5 separate regions of the Mus musculus genome follow, and regions 1, 2, 3 and 5 are each linked to region 4. Evidence: chromatin loops called from intact Hi-C (ENCODE). Cell type or tissue: left cerebral cortex. All regions are shown on one strand. Region 1 holds the start of Cd300lg (CD300 molecule like family member G). Region 2 holds the start of Tmem101 (transmembrane protein 101). Region 3 overlaps Gm11586 (a long non-coding RNA gene). Region 4 holds the start of Dusp3 (dual specificity phosphatase 3 (vaccinia virus phosphatase VH1-related)). Region 5 overlaps Mpp2 (membrane protein, palmitoylated 2 (MAGUK p55 subfamily member 2)).

The links. A loop is a pair of places that touch in the nucleus more often than their neighbours do. Peaks named below come from ENCODE experiments on the same cell type or tissue, not always from the same donor. Only the 100,000 strongest peaks of a DNase experiment are listed, where the experiment ranks them.
Region 1: it touches region 4 in a loop (5-fold over the local background); 26 of 42 quality-filtered maps call a loop at or near these places.
Region 2: it touches region 4 in a loop (2.4-fold over the local background); 5 of 42 quality-filtered maps call a loop at or near these places.
Region 3: it touches region 4 in a loop (7-fold over the local background); 16 of 42 quality-filtered maps call a loop at or near these places.
Region 5: it touches region 4 in a loop (7-fold over the local background); 4 of 42 quality-filtered maps call a loop at or near these places.

The regions. Positions count from the first base shown.
Region 1 is chr11:102,038,497-102,042,496 of GRCm38, forward strand. It overlaps Cd300lg (CD300 molecule like family member G), which reads left to right and starts at 3,015. Exons shown (of 7, transcript NM_027987.3): 1 at 3,015-3,137. The coding sequence starts at 3,095. In left cerebral cortex, a CTCF peak has its summit at 1,880; a DNase peak (open chromatin) is centred at 1,800.
Region 2 is chr11:102,155,111-102,159,110 of GRCm38, forward strand. Tmem101 (transmembrane protein 101) reads right to left here and starts at 1,297. Exons shown (of 4, transcript NM_029649.2): 1 at 1,098-1,297; 2 at 614-794. The coding sequence starts at 1,234. In left cerebral cortex, CTCF peaks have their summits at 1,596 (motif pointing left) and 3,141 (motif pointing right); DNase peaks (open chromatin) are centred at 753 and 1,285; H3K4me3 peaks cover 1,412 bases; H3K27ac peaks cover 635 bases.
Region 3 is chr11:102,138,537-102,142,536 of GRCm38, forward strand. It overlaps Gm11586 (a long non-coding RNA gene), which reads right to left. Exons shown (of 3, transcript XR_880227.3): 3 at 3,583-4,000. Among named protein-coding and RNA genes, the nearest start is that of Nags, 5.0 kb to the right of the region's middle. In left cerebral cortex, CTCF peaks have their summits at 64 (motif pointing left), 2,160 (motif pointing left) and 3,237 (motif pointing right); DNase peaks (open chromatin) are centred at 60 and 2,167.
Region 4 is chr11:101,983,872-101,987,871 of GRCm38, forward strand. Dusp3 (dual specificity phosphatase 3 (vaccinia virus phosphatase VH1-related)) reads right to left here and starts at 920. Exons shown (of 3, transcript NM_028207.3): 1 at 741-920. The coding sequence starts at 865. Cfap97d1 (CFAP97 domain containing 1) reads left to right here and starts at 3,185. Exons shown (of 6, transcript NM_029287.1): 1 at 3,185-3,366. The coding sequence starts at 3,243. In left cerebral cortex, CTCF peaks have their summits at 149 and 2,341; DNase peaks (open chromatin) are centred at 364, 960 and 2,364; H3K4me3 peaks cover 1,454 bases; H3K27ac peaks cover 1,731 bases.
Region 5 is chr11:102,084,199-102,088,198 of GRCm38, forward strand. Mpp2 (membrane protein, palmitoylated 2 (MAGUK p55 subfamily member 2)) reads right to left here. Exons shown (of 13, transcript NM_016695.4): 2 at 1,102-1,164. The coding sequence starts at 1,132. Among named protein-coding and RNA genes, the nearest start is that of Mpp2, 2.3 kb to the right of the region's middle. In left cerebral cortex, CTCF peaks have their summits at 47 and 2,362; DNase peaks (open chromatin) are centred at 775, 2,319, 3,081, 3,208 and 1 more place; H3K4me3 peaks cover 2,314 bases; H3K27ac peaks cover 2,299 bases.

The DNA.
Region 1 (4,000 bases), 55 kb after region 4:
TACACTGCATAGTTGAGCTGCATTTGTGGATACCAAAAGCCTTCTGGTGGTGTGCTGCAGTTTCTTGCCACTTCCTCAGACTCGGGCTGACTGGCAGAGTGATGTCAGCTGAGACAAACATGCATTTGCGTGTTTCTTCTGGTCCCTCCTGCTGACTTATGCCGAGGCTGACGAGGCTGACGCCTGGCTGTCTCTGCTAGGTAGTGTCGCTGCTGCTGATTCATGTTTGCTAAACCGACTCTACCAAACTGGACTGCTGGTGTATCTGTGAAGTGTTTGCAAGTGGATTGAGCTGCCACTGCTAACCTGTGAACTGAACTGCTGATTTCCAGACAAAACAGACAGGGGTTGCTCCAAAGAACCTTTCTAAACAGTTCCACTCCCCTGCCCCCCACCCGTATCCTTTCTTTCCCACTACCTCTGGTGAGTGATGGGCTACAAGGGAGGTTAAAGCATTTAAGAACCATCATTAAAAATAGGTGTTTTGGGACTGGTGAGATGGCTCATCAGGTAAGAGCCCTGACTGCTCAATGCTCTTAATCCATGAGCCATACCTCTAACCTCTAACCTCTAACCTCTAACCTCTAACCTCTAAACTCTAAACTCTAAACTCTAAAAGATCTGGTTTTTACCAGGTCCTCCAGGTCAGCTCCTGGGCAAGGTGTGGGGCAGGGGGCGAAGAGGTAATGATGTTTAAATACACAGGTGAAGAGTATGGAGGGGGGGGCAAGCTTCAAACCCAGTGCTCCATCTGTATAAGGAAGCATTTGGTAACAACTTCCATATTCCCCTGAAACGACAATCATGAATACTGTGCCTGTTCTATGCTTAATGTTTTAAATATTATAATATCCCAGCTACGCTGGGGGGAGAAATAAAAAGAAAACAATTTATTACTAAAAAGCACATATTTCAAAAATGTCAGGGGCCAGCTCCTACAGCCCTAAAAATATAATGGAGTGTCAAGCGCTTGCCCTGCTTATGATGAATAAGCTAGACACAAAGAACAAGGAACATCTAGAAATAAAGACGTGCAGAAATATACCATGCAAAGCTAGAGTAGATTGTGTGTGTGTGTGTGTGTGTGTGTGTATGTTTCAAACTGCAAAAACCACTTCTCTTGGGTGATCTGTACACAGGAAAGGGAGTCATGTTCCGGACTGAGGTCAGTAGGGTTTCATGATGACATATTCCAGGTCAGTAAACAGCAGGAATGCCTGCCAAGCACTGTGTAATCAAGACATGTGCCCTGTTGCTGGAGAGATGGCTCTGTTCGTAAAGACACTCGCAGCCAAACAATACGACCTGTGGTATATGCCCGGAGCCCACAGGGCGGAAAGAAAGAACTGAGTCCTGCACGTTGTCCTACGTTGTTCATAGCATGCTATGACATTCACGTGCTCATACACACTTAAAACATGAGAATAAATAAATGTAATACTTACGCCCTCTATTACCAGAGCCACAAGAACAAACTCCCCTCTCACAACAACTGGGCTTTAACAACTCCTACCCCACCCCCAGGGGTCGAAAAGAAACATACCAAAATACTAAGAGTGATTTTATAAGGCAGAAGGTGAGTTACTTGTAATACTCCAATCCTTGCCTTCCCTCCGTTCTTACTTATCTGTATAATATAAATATTTGCTTAGATGTCATACTGACTTTGAAAGCCTGAAAGACAGCTATTTTGGAAAATGGCTCAGAGCTCCCTCTAGCGTGCGTTTGTTCTGTTCCCTTGAAGCAATAAGCAAGTCTGCAAAGGGGAAACAAGCCACTGATTAACTTTTGCAAGTGTCCAGCAAGACAAAGCGCTCGGTTCAGGGGACCCGCCTTTCAAAGCAGCTGACCCAAAGCTCCCGCAGAGCTCAGCTCAGCCCTGCTGAAGCCGCCGCCCTGTGGCCAATGACGGTACTGCATCCCAGACAATGGGATGCTGATCAGAAGGGCTATATAATTGGTCTTTAAATTTTTTACCCTTCACACTTCAGCAGTGTGAAGAGAAGAAGCTTACAGATCTCCCACACCCCAAAATAATGGCTCATATGCATATGAAACAAGTTCACGTGTTTAAAATAAAGAAGGGCCGACAAGATGGCCTTTACAAGCCTGATATTCTCAGCTGGATTCCTGGACTCTATGAAAATGTTGAAGGTGGACTCTATAAAGTTGCTTTCTGAAAATATAATTTTAAATTTTTAATAAACTAAAAATAGAGTGTTGGAGAGGTGGCTCAGCGGTTAAGAACACAGGTTGTTTTTCCAGGACCCTGGTTCTATTCCCAGCACTCGCATGGTGGCTCATAGCCATCTGTAACTTCAGCCTCAGGAGATCCAGTGCCCTCTTCTGGCCTCTGTGAGAACTGCGTACACAGGGTGCACAGACACGCAGGCAAACCATCCATGCACATGAAAAATAAATACAATGAAAATAATAAGCTTAAATTAAGATGCTAAAAATAGGGATATAGTTTAAAATATATTATCAGTGATTTACTAATTAACAAATAAGCTTCCATATTTAGTACTTTAATACTCAGATCCAGGGGCAGGTCAAAAAACTAATAATTTCCCAAATAGTGAAGTATTTGGGGATATCAGCAATGACTGGTTGTTCCAGGGTTTGTGATTCTTATAGTAGCAGTGTCAAGTTATGCACACCTCTGAGAATTATTTATTTATTTATTTATTTATTTTGAGACAGGGTTTCTCCGTATAGCCTGGAACTCACTCTGAAGACCAGGCTGGCCTCGAACTCAGAAATCCACCTGCCTCTGCCTCCTAAGCTCTGGGATTAAAGGCATGTGCAAAAGGAAAAACAATATATCAGAGGTTCCCAAAGGCCATGATGAATTACACAGGCAAATCACAGATTAAGGCTAAGTAGGGGCTGGAGATTGGGTGGGTCTGCAACCTGTGGTAACTGGCACTGGGTAGAAGGGGGAAAAGAGTAAAGGAAAAAGCAGAAGGCCCTCCAAGGCGGAGCTGAGCTCGATGGCCCGCCCCCCACCCCTCCCTTCCTGGCTCCAGCCCGGCAGAAGCTAAAGCTCAGAAGAGCTCCCAATTGCAGGCAACTGCAGTGTCCAGCACCCACCATGAGGCCTCTGGTCCTGCTATGGGGCTGCCTGGTGCTCCCAGGTGAGAGGGGTCAGAGGTGGCTGGGATGGAGGGGCTTACAGATGCAGGCCTGAGCACGCTCTTGTGGTCTGTGGTTATGCCTTCCCTCCACACCATGAGGAGGTGGGGTGGGGTGGGGTGGAATACATCCCTATTTCACAACCCATCTGCAGCCCAGCAGCCCTGAGCTCAGCACTTGCTGCTCTTGCACCTTGAGCCCAGGGTCTTTCTCCCTTGGGTTCCCTGGCTCTGCAGAACCTCTCTGACCACAGGGCAGCAAGCATACATCCACTTACCCTGTTAGCTCAGCTAACTTGGTTGAATACCTACTAAGTTTGCTTTTTCTTTCTTTGCTTTCATTTTTTTCTTGCTTTACTTTTTAATTTTATTATTGTTAGTATGTGTGTGTCTGTGTATGTGTGTGTGTGAGAAAGAGAGTATGTGTGGTATATGCATGTATATAATATATATGTATACACACATACATACATACGCATATACACATATACATACACACACATATACATACATATACATATTTATAAAATGTGCGTTCATTGCAAGAGGGCAAAGGGCTGGACAGTAAGTAACCACACTGTCACCCACAGGGAGCAAAGCTTTCTTTACTTTTGTAATTTTTTTATCCTTTCTTTCTCCTTGGCAATGCTTGGGGGAGGGGTGGAACCCAGGCCCCGGAGCATGCTAAATGAGTGCTTTGCCACTAAGCTATATCCCTAGCCTTCTCTCCATTTTATGCTTCAGACAGACTGGCCTTGAACTTGCTCTGATTCCAAGTAACTGAATCAAGAGCACCCCCCCCCCAGGCTGGGTTCATCAGGACACATCTTATAACTAACATCGCATCTTGTAACTGACAGACATCA
Region 2 (4,000 bases), 170 kb after region 4:
TGTGTGTTTGAGCCATCCTGGTCTACAGAGAAACCCTGTCTAGAAACAAAACAATGCAAAACAAATAGGCCCACTATCCCATAGCTGTTCACACCTGCCTCCCCTACTAGACTGACAGTCTGATCCTTTCGGACCCTGCCTCCAAGCTACCTCACCTCTAGGCTACCAGTAGCCGGTATAAGCATCTGCATTTGAAGGCACAAATTCTGCACTAGTATTAATCACATTTCATAAAACCTGATGGGTAGACCAGATATTCTCCAAGGCCTCTTTTGTTTTACAAGTCTGACACCAATAAAGTAATGGTTTAAAAGATTCTGAGAATCAGATAACTCTGGGTTACCGATCCCTTCCATACACTGTGGCATGATTTTGGGAGAGTCCATTTTCCATCTCTGGACCTCCCTTTTCACAGTCTACAAGGGAGGTCGGTGTGGTCTCTATGGGTCTGACACGTCTGTGGTCTGTAATGATTGCCACAAAACTGCTGCAAACCTAGTACCTCAGTTTTCCCGGGCTTCAAGTTCAGGAGTACCATACATGCCCACCACATACATCAGGAACCTTCAGCTCCTTCCCATAGCTAAATCTCGTCTAGAGTCCCCGTGCTCACCTTTAGCCAGTCCCCGTAGTGGACATAGCCCCCGATGTAAGCGGTGTAGGTGCTGATGGCTAGCTGCAGCGCGGCGCCCAACGCAAACCAACGCCGCTTCACTCCGAAGGACATGAAGCTAGCACACAACACAGCTGCCCCCATGTCGAAATATAGATAAGGCACTGGGATGTCGGGCTTCCTGTGGATCGAGTGTAGGGAACAAGGAGGACAGAATGAATAGAGAGTAAGTATCTGGGGACCTCTGTAAGTTCCTGCAATCGCCACTGCCCCCCAAAAACCCGAGATCCTTCTCACTGCCGGAGCCGCCGCCACATCAGTAATGGCCGTACAATCGAAAGAGAGCATCTTCCAACCTGTTTGAGTACCAATTCCTCCCAGTCTAAGTATCCCGACTTCTGGGCCCCAACATCACCGCACCCCAGTTCCTGGGACAGGTCGGACCGCCCCCCACCGCATTCGACGACTTCGTGGGCGCGCTCACCGGCGCGCCTCGGCCCTTTCAGCGTACAACATAAGTTGGCTGAAGCAGCCCCAAAAGGGGCAGCGCGTGAGCAGCACGGAACCCAGCTGCATGATCAGCTGCAGCATCCAGCGTCTCGATCCAATCTTCGAAGCCATCTTGGGAAAGGGCAGTCCGCTACGGCCTCAGCCGGGTCCGGGAGACCAGCAGCGGGGAATGATACAGGCAACTTCCGGTCCCTGACTGTTTTTCTTTTCGTCGGGAAACAAAGCTCTTGCTCCCTAGTTCCGGGTGGGAAAAATGTGTTCTAGAAGGAGGAGTCAGCCTTTCTGAACGCTCCCCATGAAGAGAACTCAGAGCTTCAATTTGCCCTTTCTTTCCCTTTAAAAAGAAAAGATTTGTTTAGGGGCTGGTGAGATGTTTCAGCGGTTAAGGACACTGCTGCTCTTCCAGAGCTCCTGAGTTCAATTCCCAGCAACCACAAGGTGGTTTACAACCGTCTTTAAAGGGATCTGATGCCCTCTTCTGGCATACCGGTGTACGTGAAAACAGAACACTCATACATTAAAAACAAAATATAGACCACTTGTTTATTTTTTTAAGAATTTTTATTTATTTTATTTATGAGTGTACTGTCGCTGTCTTCTGACACACCATCAGGGCATCAGATCTCATTACAGTTGGTTGTATACCATCATGTGGTTGCTGAGAATTCAACTCAGGACCTCTGGAAGTCAGTGCTCTTAAGTGCTGAGCCATCTCTCCAGCTCTGATTTGTTTATTTATGTATATGAATATTCTATTTACATGTATGCCTGCATGACAGAAAGGGGCATCAGATCCTATCATAGATGGTTGTGAGCCACTAAGGTTGCTGGGGACTGAAGTCAGGATCTCTGAAACAAAAGCCGGTGTTCTTTGTACTCTCAAAATGGGACAGGAGCAAGGAGCATGGGGTTGAAACATCAGAAATCCTGGAACACAGCTTGATGTATGGAAGCAACCGACTCTGGACATAACCAGACCTGGACTCCAAGCTGAAAACCGATCCTGTGTCATCTAAATGGAGACTCAAGTGTGAGATGGGGATAATGGCTTTCCACCTCATCACTGCTGGGAGACTTAAATGTAGCAAAGGTGGTTTGGCAGATAATAAGGGTCCCATAAAAGGGTGTGATACAGACCCCAGAGAGAATTCTCTGTCTTTGCTGTCTTTGGCCGAACTTTTAAAGTAAGGAGTCCTCTTGTCTCTAAGTCACCTCTCTTTTGGTCTTGCTGCTTTTGTCTCCTAAGAAAAGAGGAGAGACCTACGTATCCATACAACACAGATGGGAGTTGCTCCCAAGAACCTTTCTAAACATGTCCACCTCCCCCATATCCTTTCTTTCCCTAACTCTGGTGGGTGGTTGGCTAAAAGGGAGGTTAAAGCATTTAAGAACCATCATTAAATATTAAACCTACAGCTCTGCCTGCCTGTGCCTCCTGAGTGCTAGAATTAAAGTCACCATGCTCATCTCACATTCCTCCTCCTCCTCCTCCTCCTCCTCCTCCTCCTCCTCTTTCTTTAAACAAAGACTAAGTATATCAAAGAACTGGGAAATAGGACTGTGTAGATACAAATTGGGCATGGATAATAGACAAGGGGAATGAAAAAAGGCCCGGGTTAGAGGCTATTTTGTCTGCCTCTATCTATCCGTCCTATGCCATAAGACAAGTCCACAGAACAGAATCACTTTCCAAGGAGTTATACTTTATCAGTCTCTTCAGCTACCACGGACTCATGCAGTGCTCTGATGCCTAGCGCTGAGGGGCTAGAAGGAACCAAACTTTGATTATTTTTCTCCTTTCTTTCTTTCTTTCTTTCTTTCTTTCTTTCTTTCTTTCTTTCTTTCTTTCTTTCTCTTTCTTTCTTTCTTTCTTTCTCTCTCTCTCTCTCTTTCTTTCTTTCTTTCTTTCTTTTCTTTCAGTTTTTTTAAAAAAGATTTATTTATGTATGTTATGTATATCAGTACACTTTTGATGTCTTCAGACACACCACAAGAGGGCATCGAATCTCATTACAGATGGTCCTGAGCCACCATGTGGTTGCTGGGAATTGAACTCAGGACTTTTGCAAGAGCAGCCAGTGCTCTTAGCCACTGAGCCATCTCTCCAGCCCCTTCTTTCAGTTTTTCAAGACAGGGTTTCTCTGTGTAGTTGGGGTTGTTCTAGAATTCCCTCTGTGGATCAGGCTCGCCTGGAACTCAAGAGATTTGCCTGCCTCTGCCTCCTAAACACTGGGATTAAAGACTTGCACCATTCACTACCACATGGCTGGATTTTATTTATTTATTTATTTATTTATTTTGGTTTTGTTTTGTTTTGTTTTGTTTTGTTTTGTTTTTTGAGACAGTGTTTCTCTGTGTAGCCCTGGCTGTCCTGGAACTCACTCTGTAGACCAGGTTGACCTCAAATTCATAGAGATCCACCTGCCCCTGCCTCCCAAATGCTGGGATTATTTGTGTCCATAAGAGTCCCTACAATGGGGCTGGTGAGGTGGCTCAGTGGGTAAGAGCACCCGACTGCTCTTCCGAAGGTCCGAAGTTCAAATCCCAGCAACCACATGGTGGCTCACAACCACCCGTAATGAGATCTGATGCCCTCTTCTGGTGTGTCTGAAGACAGCTACAGTGTACTTACATATAATAATAAATAAATCTTAAAAAAAAAAAAAAGAGTCCCTACAAGCCTACTTGGCAGTTGTCTACCTTCCCATCATAACCTTAGCAATCAATTTCAACAGTCTCCCTCAGCCATCAATATGTGTGAGGGGAAAATTCTGGGAACCCAGAAGCTTTTCTGATACACATTCCACTCTGCCCTTTTTCCCTATAGACTAACCCTAGTCTGGGGCTGGGGGCAGGTGTTATCATACTACTAGGTCA
Region 3 (4,000 bases), 150 kb after region 4:
GCACTGCGCTCCTGAACGAGAAAGCGCCACGTCCTCGGACGGAGCTGCGAGTCGGCGTCCCCCTCTGGTGGCCACTACTTGTAACTACATGTAATACATTTAGTGCGTTCTCAAGTAGCAGACACTGAATATTCATTTTAAGGACATGGTCATAAACCCTGACACTCCGCAGGCCTTCCCTTCACACGTTCATTTCCCACAGAAACTTCCGAAACACCCACTAATTGACCATCTGTAACATTGTAACACAGAGACATACATGAATTTACCCACAGGAGCTAACTGTGTTGAACAAGAGACATTGTCTCAAAAATAAGGTAGAAGGTGAGAACCAATATCCAAGGTTATCCTGACCCCACACAAATGCCACAGCACTAATGTGCCCAAACTCGTACATATAACACACACAGCCAAACACACCCCACATTTCAGCCATGACTTATAGCTTCTTTAGGAGTTCCAAGCCTACGGTTGTTCGAGGCCCTTCCCCTATCCTGGCTCTCTGGCTTCCCCGGCCCTCTGGAAGTCACTAGTGGGTGAATTCAAGGGCTCTTCTCAGTCACTGGGGTATTCACACTGTGGACTGTTCCTGCTTGAGATGTTCCAACCATGAATTCTGAGTGATCCTGGGGTAACTCTGGCATACTTCCAACTCCTGGTCTACCACGGGCTCATGTTTCTACAGTCCCTCGTGGCAGCTGATACCCACTCTAGGGACACATTAAATGTGTATCCTCTGTTACATGAAGTGAGCTTCAACTGTCAAACCCCAGGGACCTTTCCAGATAGATCCGCTCTCTTAAATGGCAGGCCTCATTTCCGACCACCTTCTAGAAAACACCTCACCAACATGTGTCTGAATCCAGCCTCCTAGGGACTCTTTAATGATAATGCCTGCTTCAAGGAATCAGTGGGAAGACTGGTATTGCACAGGACTGAATTGATACTGTGCTTGCCCAGCAAACCTGAAATACTGTGGCCCTCGTCCCTAGTACCCCATGCTGAAGCTAGGTGCAATACACTTTACAACCTTTTTTATTTTTTATTTTTTGGTAGGGCGTGTTCAAGACAGGGTTTCGGGGGGAAGGGGGTGCTGGAGAGATGGCTCAGCGGTTAAGACCACTGGCTGCTCTTCCAGAGGTCCTGAGTTCGATTCCCAGAAACCACATGGTGGCTCACAACCACCTGTAATGTGATCTAATGCCCACTTCTGGTGTGTCTGAAGACAGAGTTCTCATATAAATAAAATAAGTCTTTAATTAAACAGGGTTTCTCTGTGTAGCCCTGGCTATCTTGGAACTCACTGGGTAGACCAGGCTGGCCTCATACTCATTGAGAGCCGCCTGCCTCTGCCTCATAAGTTCGGGGATTAAAGGCTTGTGCCACCAATGCTCAGCACACCGAGTCTTAGCCTTTGGCAGGTGAAGGCAGGAGGTAAGAAGTAAGATGGTTCAGTGACTAAAGGCACTCACCACCAAGCTAAAGACCTGAGTTGGAGCCCCAGGATTAGCAGGGTAGAAGGAGCTGACTCCAGGCTGGGCTTGTGTGTGCACAACCTGACTGTGTGTGCTATGGTACTCATGGGCATGCATGCACAAACACATAACAAGTACAGAAATATAAAAGAAGCAAACATGGCTACACTGGATTCCATGAGACTCTGTCAAATAAAAGAAGCAAAGGGAATGCCGGGCGCGGTGGCGCACGCCTTTAATCCCAGCACTTGGGAGGCAGGGGCAGGTGGATTTCTGAGTTCGAGGCCAGCCTGGTCTACAGAGTGAGTTCCAGGACAGCCAGGGCTACACAGAGGAAAACAAAAAATAAAAAACAAAAAGCAAAACAAAACAGAAGCAAAGGGAAAAAGAAAGAAACAAAACAAATAAGAAACGAAAAGAAAGCAAACACCTGGCAAATGTTTCAAATAGTGCCCAGGGGAGTTCCCTACTGTTTTCCAGACAACAGATTTTTCTTAAGTTCCCAGATCCTCAGATTCTCTCCTTCCTCTTTCCACCCCCATCCTCATCTTTCTCATCTTCTTCTTCCCACCCTCCTTCTAACCATCAAAAAGTCTCAAAACTGAAGGTCAGTGCCACTTCTGATAATCTATCATTCCACAAAACCCCAGGGTAATAGGGGAAAACAACGCATTTAGCACCCCCTGCTGGAATACAGCGGTAGAACACTTGGAAGTGAAATTGATTAAACCGTTCTTTGCATGTGTGTATGAGAGGCCTTGAGGAAGTTTATGTGTGCCTTGGACATGCAGAAGCCTGCACAGTATGCGCTTTTAGCGGCTGTCCTGTCTCTCCAGTCCCCTGGCACTGGCATTCTTTTTTTTTTTTAGATTTATTTTTTATTTGTTTACTTTTGTGTATGAGTGCTCAGCTACATGCACAGAAGAGGGCATCAGATCCCATTACAGATGATTGTGAGCCACCATGTGGTTGCTGGGAATTGAACTCAGGACCTCTGGAAGAACAGCCAGTGCTCTTAACCACTGAGCCGTTTCTCCAACCCCCGAAACTGAAATTCTTAAGTCCAAAAGCTCATTTGGTTTTTCACTGCTCATGTGTTAGGTATTTGCGTTCAGAATTTACATGAATATTTTACCAGCACTTGTGAAGCTTAAGCAGGAGTATCAAACACCTCAAAACAAGCAAACAAACAAACAAGCAAACACTTCAAAACAGCCTGGGATACACATCAACACCCTGCCTCCAAAAAAATGTTTTTTATATATTTATGGCTTGGAGGAAAACTACACTTAGAAAAAAAATGAAACCTGTGTGTATCAGTGTCTCCATCCATAATATACACAAAAGCGTTTGTTTTGTTTTGTTTCGTTTTTTTCTAATTTGAAAGTATGCCAGGAGCTAGAGAGATGGCTCGCTGGTAAAGAGCACTGGCTGCTCTTCCAGAGGACCCGGGTTCAATTCAGCACCTACGTGGCAGCTCACAGCTGTCTGTGACTCCAGTTTCAGGGGATCTGACGCTCTCACACAGACATGCATGCAGGCAAAACACCAATGCACATTTAAAGATTTATTTATTTATTTATTTATTTATTTATTTAAGGTATATGAGTACACTGTAGCTGTACAGATGGTTGTAAGCCTTCATGCGGTTGTTGGGAATTGTATTTAAGACCTCTGCTCACTCTGGTTGGCCCCGCTCGCTCAAGCCCAAAGATTTACTTATTATTATAAATAAGCACACTGTTGCTGTCTTCAGAAAAACCAGAAGAGGGCATCAGATCTCATTATGGGTGGTTGTGAGCCACCATGTGGTTGCTGGGATTTGAACTCAGGACCTTCGGTAGAGTAGTCAGTGCTCTTATCAGTTGAGCCATCTAGCCAGTCCCCCAATGTACATTTAAAGATTTATTTATTTATTTATGTATTTATTTATTTATTTATTATATGTAAGTACACTGTAGCTGTCTTCAGACACTCCAGAAGAGGGCATCAGATCTTGTTACAGATGGTTGTGAGCCACCATGTGGTTGCTGGGATTTGAACTCTGGACCTTCAGAAGAGGAATCGGGTGCTCTTACCAACTGAGCCATCTCACCAGCCCCCCAATGTACATTTTAAAAAGAAATTAAGATACAGAAGCTCTTTAGAGATGGCTCAGTTAGCAAAATGCTTGTTGCAGTATTAAGGGAATCTGAGTTTGGAACACGGTGGAGGTGCATGCCTAAAATCCCAGCATGGGGGTAGGGGTGAAGACACTAAGATCCTAGGATGGGGGGGGTGGGGGGATGGGGGGAATGGCACTGAGACTGTGTCTCAGAAACAATCAAAATAATAGGAAAGGATAAGGAGTGGGGAGAGAAGGAGAGCCGCCACTCTTAGGGCTGAGGAGTCCGCCATGGGAGGCTTTTGCTTTGTTGGAAGGTCAAGTCGCTGTTCATATATATTGTATTCATGTAGAGGCTGGCCTTCCGTAAGTAGGAAGCAGCTGGGACCCAGTGGCCCCAGGTCCATGAGCTTGGTGTTAA
Region 4 (4,000 bases):
ACGTGGATCTTCCTGCAATGTGGATCATGCCAACTTTTATCTTGGTGTTAATATTGGTTCTCTCCCACTGCTGAGAAATTCTTATTAATAACATGACTAAAGTTTTCTTTTTAAAATAAGAACACATACGAGCTCAATAATATACACATTTCCTAGTGGTGCAATTAGGAGGAATTTTCAGATGGCTCGGGTCTTTATCATTTTGTTTTTTTCCATCTAAGTCAAACTTTATCTGGAGAAGCCAGGAAAGCCTTGGCTCAGCTACTTCCTCTTCTAGGGTATTTTAGGGTATTTGGATTTCCTGACACGGACAGGAAAAGCTCCACACCCAGATTGTAACGTCATCCCGTTGCCATGGCAACGAAGGCAGACATTCCACGGTGACCTCACTGCAGAACTAGGCAGCTGTCACATGACGCGCGGCCAAGAGACAGCCCTGCCACCTGTTAAGAGAACGTGGTAGCCTTGACCCCGCCCAAGCCCAAGCCAGAGCTGGTAGAGGCTGAGGTCAGGCACTTTGGGGGTTGGGGGGCGTCTCTGGGCATGCGGAGTCCAGCTCCTCCGCTTCATGCGCGGGGAGTAGGCGTCGACTCCAGGCTGGTCCCCAGCACCCGCTCTTGCTCTCAGGTCGGCGACCGCGCCCAGGATCCACCCCCCCCCCATGGACCCCACTCCAGCCCCCAAGTAGTAGTCGGGGCCCGCTGGGAGCGGCTACGGGTTTGGCCCTCCCAGAGACTCACGCGTTGCCCACGTAGACCCTCGGGACGACCTCGTTGCAGGGCTGGCTCGGCAGGCTGTAGCAGCCGCTGCCATCCGAGAGCAGGTCGTTGAGATCTTGCACCGAGAGTTCGAACGAGCTGGACATGGCGGCGGCGGGGCGCTGCACGCCAGGGCAGGAGCGAACGAGGGGGAGAAGCCGGGTCAGCGGGGCGGGGCTGCCCAACCGGGAGCCGCCCCGTCCCGCCCCGGAGGCGGGCCCACTGGGTGCGGGAAGCTGCGGTCACGCTAGGCAGCGCAGAGGACACGCGCGACTGGCCAAGCGCCGCAGGACCCCGGGGCACGTTCCTGGCCGAGATGCCATCACTCCCGTGTCATCCGTACTCATTCACCCTGGCTAAGGCAGTGGAGCGCAGGCACTTCATTTACTGAACCCAATGCGGGACGCCTGGGTACACCTGGAGTCGCTCTTTCAGGATAATGGGTACCCCTGGGGTTTGCTGTGAACCCTTCTCGCTGCACACCAGCAGAGTGGGCATCCATTCATTCACCCCAAACACACACGTCAGAACACATCTTCCCAGCCCACGACTGCTGAACCAACAACCTGCCTACCCAGGAGATGGATCCTTACCCAAGGTTACAGGAAAGAGCCCTATTCTGGAACACTTCTTTTAATGTTTGATGTGAATCAGCATTGAACTTTTTAAAGGCTGAAGGTATAGGTCGCCAGGTTTGGCATCTGACCCTGGGGGACTACTTTAACCTTAGCCTGTGTGCTGGCGACTAAAAGGGAGGAAAGCAGTTTGAACAGCTATAATTTTGTGAGACCCGAAGTGTCTACGAATCTGTAACTTTTGAGTGTAAACACAATATAAATGGAGAATTCTCACACCTGACCTGTGACAGTCAAAACACAGGCACACTAAAAATTACTGTACAAAACTGTATTCAGGATATATTTATATGTGACGCATTAATGGATTTCATGTTTAGACTTGGATCCACTCACTACATATAGTATATATATTATATCGTAAAGTCTCAAACATTTCTGTCCCAAGCACTTCAGTAAAGAATATGCAACATCTAACTCCTAAGAATTGCTGGAGGGCTGGCAAGATGGCTCAGAGGGTTAAGAGCACTGACTGCTCTTCCGAAGGTCCTGGGTTCAAATCCCAGCAACCACATGGTGGCTCACAACCACCCGTAATGAGATCTGACGCCCTCTTCTGGTGCGTCTGAAGACAGCTATAGTGTACTTATGTATAATAATAAATCTTTGGGCCAGAGCGAGTGGAGTTGACCTAAGTGAGCGGGTCATCTGTACAGCTATAGTGTACTCACATACTTAAAGTAAATAAATCTTTTTTTTAAAAATTTGCTGGAAAGATTCCAGAAACATTCAAGGGGTTGCGGAGGTTCCTGGGCTGGCAAGGTGCCCAGCATGCACAAAAACCTTAGTTCAGTTCCCAGCGCGGAACATACAGGCGTAGCGGTTGCAGAAGCAATTGACAGATGTTGAGCACTCACTGGGGGCCTGCGCCCTGGGCTGTGGGCTCTGGGCTAGTGTGGGGGTAAATCTTCCTCCACAGGTTCCTTTACAGCTGTTCCTGGGGTAGCTGCCATCTCACTGTGAGCCACATGGTGTCAGTAGCGAGTTTCCACTGAGAGCAAAGAGCACAAAAAGCGTCTCTCCAGTTGCCAGGGAAAATGGCCCGGTCCCTAACGCCAAAGGGGCAAATACAGTCTCCCCAGTGTGTCTCCTATTAAGATTTGTTTTCTTTATGGTTTTGTTTGTTTTACTTCATACTTTCGTTTTTTGAGGTCGGGTCTCATGTAGCCCAGGCTGGCTTTGCAGTATATAACCAAGGATAACTTTGAATTCCATCTGCCTGCTTCCATTTCCCAAGTGCTGGTATTGCGAGCCTGTGGCACTGCTCTGGGTTACACTAACTACACTTTTGAGTGTTTCGCTTTCCCAGAAAAACTTATGGTTTCAGACCTTCAGGGAAACCTCGCAGGGAACTGTGACTTCTTAGCTCATAGCTCAAACGGCAGAATGAGAGTTAGAGTCCCACCCCAACCTCCCTTTGTGAGCCTCTGCCTGTGCCAGGCAGGGAAGGGATATCATGCCTTTCTTTTCTCCTCCAGCCTTGGAAACATCTACTTCCCAGGCACGTGAGGAACTTCAAAGCCCCCTTTCCTTCCTCCTGACATGGTCCTGACTTATCACAGAATCACCATTGCTTTAGGAGAGAAGAGAAGAGCCACTTACCTTGACCGAATCATAACACAGAGAATATAAATACCGGATTGTCCCGCACCCCATCACCATATATAAATTTTAGAAAACTTTTAGAAAGTGCCCAGAGACAACTAAACATGCTCATCTCCTCTTCCTCCGCTGAGACTTGTCCCTGATGTCATAACTGGGTAACTATGACACCTTGTCATGGGGAGAGCTAAGTGCCTCACAGAGAAGCCAAGGTGTCTCATTTCTGAAGCTAGACTAGGAGGAGAAAATGAACAATTCCTTGGATTATTTGGCCTACCCTGTAATCGTTTCTAATCACAGGCAAAGCACAACCTTTAGGAAGAAACTGGACTTTGGCCACTACATATTGCACAAAAATAGAGTACAAATAGGTAAGTGGGCAGCTGGCGCTGGCCTTTGTCACCATTTGGAGTTCTAGAAGCCTCCATCAAAAAGGGTATTAAGAGGAAACTACGCAAACCCTAGCTGTGGGGTGACGTGGGACACAATGGTCGGCGGCAGGCTTTTGTCTTCTGCCTGAGCATTCGTGTGCTGGAAAGAATTCAAATTTTAAAAACTCTTTAGTGCCAAAGTTAGAAAATAAGAGCTCAGTGCCCAATAGACTCTCTAGGAATGTTACGAAGTGGATGGGGAAAAGATGCCATCGGATTGAAGGGAAGTTTGTCCTTATGGATTTTGAGAGAGGGGCTCACGTAGTCCAGGGGGGCCAGGAGCTGGCTGAGGGTCAAAGATGACCTTGAACTCCTAGCCCTCTGTCAGCTACTACCGCTGGAGTTGCTGAATTATGGTCTGCACATCACCACTTGATTTAGGCAGTGCTGGGCACCAAACCCAGGGTCTCTGGTGCGGTGAGCTGGCATTCTACCGGCCCTGTCCATCTTGATAGATTATCAGCCCTTTGTCTTCTCTGTCCGAGTCCTCCAGAGATGGCAGGAGGGAAACATTAAACCTAGTTGAAGTTGCTAGGCTAGATCTCTGTCAAAATTCAAGTGCGGGATGCTCAGT
Region 5 (4,000 bases), 100 kb after region 4:
AGCAGCCCACGGCACTGCAGCTAGGGGAACAGGGCCCAAGGAGGTGTTTGAAAAAGTGGGCCACACACACAGGCATGGGTTCCCTGCCCCCACCAAAAGGCCTGCCGCTGGAAAGTGTCTCCCGGTGCAGCCCTGCTGGTCACTGTTAATAGGTTTACTGAGCAGCCCCAGATGAGAGGCTCTTTAAGCACGGCTCAGGAATGGGTCTCATTAACTCCTAAGCAGCTTAGAGTGGGGTTCCTGATCAGTGGAGCAGGGAGAGAGGCCACAGGGCAAGAGGAAATCGTGATCCCTCCAAGAAACGGGGGGGGGGGGGGGAATTTCGAGCCTTGGAAAAGAAACCTTTCCCAGGGGACAAAGGGGTCACAGCTTAGGTTCTGGCTGGCACACAGAAATCTTCGTTTTCTCAGAAGGTAGGAACAAGAATGTGTCCACAGTGGGAACCTGGAATGCCTTACAGAGGGAGCAGCAGGATCCATTGGGAAGAATTCAGATCTCCCAGGGCATCTCATAGCTGCAGCCGCCAGAACCCTTTCAGAGCCTCTGGACATGGAACCCTACCCTGGTGAGGCTCAGAAATTACTCAAGGATCCAGGGATCACTGGGGTGGGGTGCAGACGTTGGGGTATGGATGCAGGTGTGTGTCTATGAAGAGGGCCCACTGCTGTCATCAGAGTCTGGGAGACCTAGGAGCAAAGTCAAAAACCATCCATCCCATCCTGTCACCTCACCTCAGAGGAAACAAGTCAGAGGTGACTGGCTTACTATGGGTCAATGCCATTAAAAAGCACAGCAGTGGTGGCAGCGGCGGGGGCAGCCATTCCCGTCCAGCTTCACTGTACACTATCTCTGGAGCAAGTAGCCTGAGCCTCGGGCAGGTGAGCCATGCTGCAACATACAGCAAGCACTATTGGAACAAGCTCATATCTTCCCCAGCTCTATCCAACCCCAGTGAGGAGGCAGCCTGCGTGACCTAATGACCACGTGTGCTGTGACAGGGGAGGGATGACTGTCACTGCTACATCTACCCCCTGATCTTTGCCCAACCTCCCCCCACTCCTGAACCACCGAGGCAGGCTGACAGCTTTAACTTCTTCTTACCAGACTCGGAGTTCGTGGCAGCAACCGGCATGGTGAATAGAGGCAGTGTGGATTCTGATGGTCCTAGAGAAGGAAAGAGAAGGCTGAGAAGGCACGGGGCAAAGCCAAGGCCGTGAGACTCAGAAGGCTATCTGTCTCTTCAGGAACAGCCATAAGGCAGGAAGGTAGTGTTGCCCAGAAACGGGAACTTAGGTTACAAGAGTGACCCCAAGTGCTCTGAAAAGCAAGAAAGGCAGATGGCATGCCCCTTCTCAGAGGCAGGGGAGACAGGATCAGAGAGGTTAATCAATTTCCTCAAGGCCCCAAAGCTGGTAAGAAAGCTATGGTGAAAACCTAGGTTTTGTGTCTTAGATATTTTTTCTCTTTTTTATTTCTCTTATGTTTTTAGTTTATTTGTTTGTTTATTGTTTGTTTTGGCTTTCAAGACAGGATTTCTCTGTGAGCTCCTGGAATTCACCCTGTAAACCAAGCTGGCATAGAACTCGCAGAGATCTGCTTGCCTCTGCCTCCCGAGTGCTGGGCACCACTGTCCCCACAAAAAGTATTTCTCATTGGGCATGGCAATGCCCACCTGTGCTGTGGTACCAGCCCCTCAGGCCAAGGCAGAAAGGGTCCTCTGAACCCATATCAGCCTGGGAAACATAGAGAGTAGAGAACTCATGTCAAAAACAAACAAACCAAACATAATATTTTTTCTGGTTCTTTCTTTAGCTGGAAGGAGAATGACGTCGAGGATATGAGCAAACACTGGAAAGTTTCCCAGGCCTGGAAAGTCCAAGGGGGCAGCCTTGAGGTCCGCTACCTGCCGCTGTGCCCCAGGCCTAGAACCTTCGGGTGAGGGTGCCCTCACAAACACTGGTGTCCAGCTGACAGAAATGATATTTCCTTTCCTGCTCTTTCTCTCTCTCTCTCTCTCTCTCTCTCTCTCTCTCTCTCTCTCTCTCTCTCTCTCTCTCTCTCTCTCCACCAGGAGTTGGGACAGGGAGAAGTGAAGGGCAGCAGCCAGAAGCAGGCATGGAGTTTGCAGTCCCATCCCCATCCCCGGGTCTCCCAAGCTAAGCTTGGCTCCTTCATCCTCCGTGGAAAGGAGAACAGGGTGACCCACTACTCTTTCTCCCCTTGCCTTCCTGGGCATGTGTTACTGGATAAAACCCTAATTCCCCAGTTGCCATGACAACAGGAGGCAGTGGCTCTCAGCAAGGGTGGGGGAGTAGGGGGAAGCAGCTGGCAGTGCCCACTTTAAGACTAAATGCATCCCCACCACCACCACACGGGGAGCCATAGGGCCACTCCACCCTCCCAGCCTCTCCCCTCTCCAACCCAAAATAATTCTCAGAGGAGCAACTACAGGTTTTAATAAAATTCTCTCTCTCTCTCTCTCTCTCTCTCTCTCTCTCTCTCTCTCTCTCTCTCCTCTTCCTCCTCCTCTTCGCTCTCCCTCTCCCTCTCCCTCTCCCTCTCCCAAGCCTAAGATAATGACAGCTCCAGAAACCAAATGACAAAGGTGAGGGATACGATTCCCTTTCCTCCCGGATCTTTTCCAGAAAAATCGAACTTGCAGAGAGAGAGAGAGAGAGAGAGAGAGAGAGAGAGATGAGGGGAACCCCTTTCACGCTAGCACCACTGGTTAAAAGAAATGTCCAGGTTACACTGTGCCAGCGCCAGTGTCCCCTCTGTCAACTCCATGTCCTTATTCCTAGAGAGCAGGGGACAGCTTCTCAGGCCTTGGGCCATACTCCCCACTAGAGGTGCTTGCTGTGGTTCCTCTTTTCCTGGAGCAGGGAAACGGGGAAGAGCCAGGGAGGAGCCTGTGTGAAACCCTAGGCCCAGGAGTCCTGCCCAGTAAGCCTGGGTCTGCTCCCTGAGGAGTTGGTTCCCACGGCGTCGGCTCGCTCTGCCCCACCCCCACCCAAGCCTCTGAGAGGGCGGGGCCGCCCGTGCCCACAGGAGAACGGCAGTGCCAGGCAAGCTAGCCTGGTTCCGTGCCAAGGTCCCCGGGCCCAGTCATCACGAAACCAGCATCACGGCGCCCAAAAGCCTAAACCTAAGGCCCTCCCACTCCCACCTCCACACGCACATCCGCCACCAAGCTATCCAACCCCCGTCCCCCGGGTGTGTAGGTGAAGCCCGCCAGCTTCAAAGAGAGAGATTTCCTCCATCCTCCCACCCACCCCCGCTCCATCGGTGCAGACTCAGAGAGGTGCGAAAGACGAACGCCTGACAAAGGCACTTTGGAGCCGGACACGGTTATGGGGAGAACTGTAGATAACTGAGGACTGGAGGATGGGGTCTAGGGAGCCGGCGGACGTGCCCGCACTCACAATCAGATTGCCCCCGCCCCTTCAATTCAGCCCTAACCCGCCGGGCGCTAGGACCTAGGAAGGAGGGGGCGTGTTGCGAGCCATCAAAGAAGGTTCTTTGCTTGCGTGCCCGCCGGGACTAGGGGATGAGGTCACTGAATGACTGCCCCCCCCCACGTCCCCCAGGTCTTCATTCCCCACTACCCCTTAGTTGACCTAACTTTCTGACCCTGGCTCCTTGCTTCTGGTGCTGATTCCCTCTGGAATCCCCATACCTTAAACCCTGGCTCCAAAACCCTGCAACCTCCTGGACCTGGCCTGGCACTCTAGGTTAGCAGACCGCCCCTCTCCAGAACCCTCTCTCAGGAATGACTGAGGTGTTGGTCTCTTGGGGTGCAGGGTGCCAAGGGACCCAGTACAATCTTAGTCTAGCTCCCCCAGGGCCGGAAACGCCAGTAGCACGGCTCTTACGTAATGCCGGGATCCGAAGTCCCCCCCCCCCCCCAACCCAACACAGACCCTGGAGAGGCCGCGCAAATACCTGTGCTCCTCTCAGCTCAGCGTCTCTGTGTCCGGTGTCCCTCTGGAGCCCTCATCGC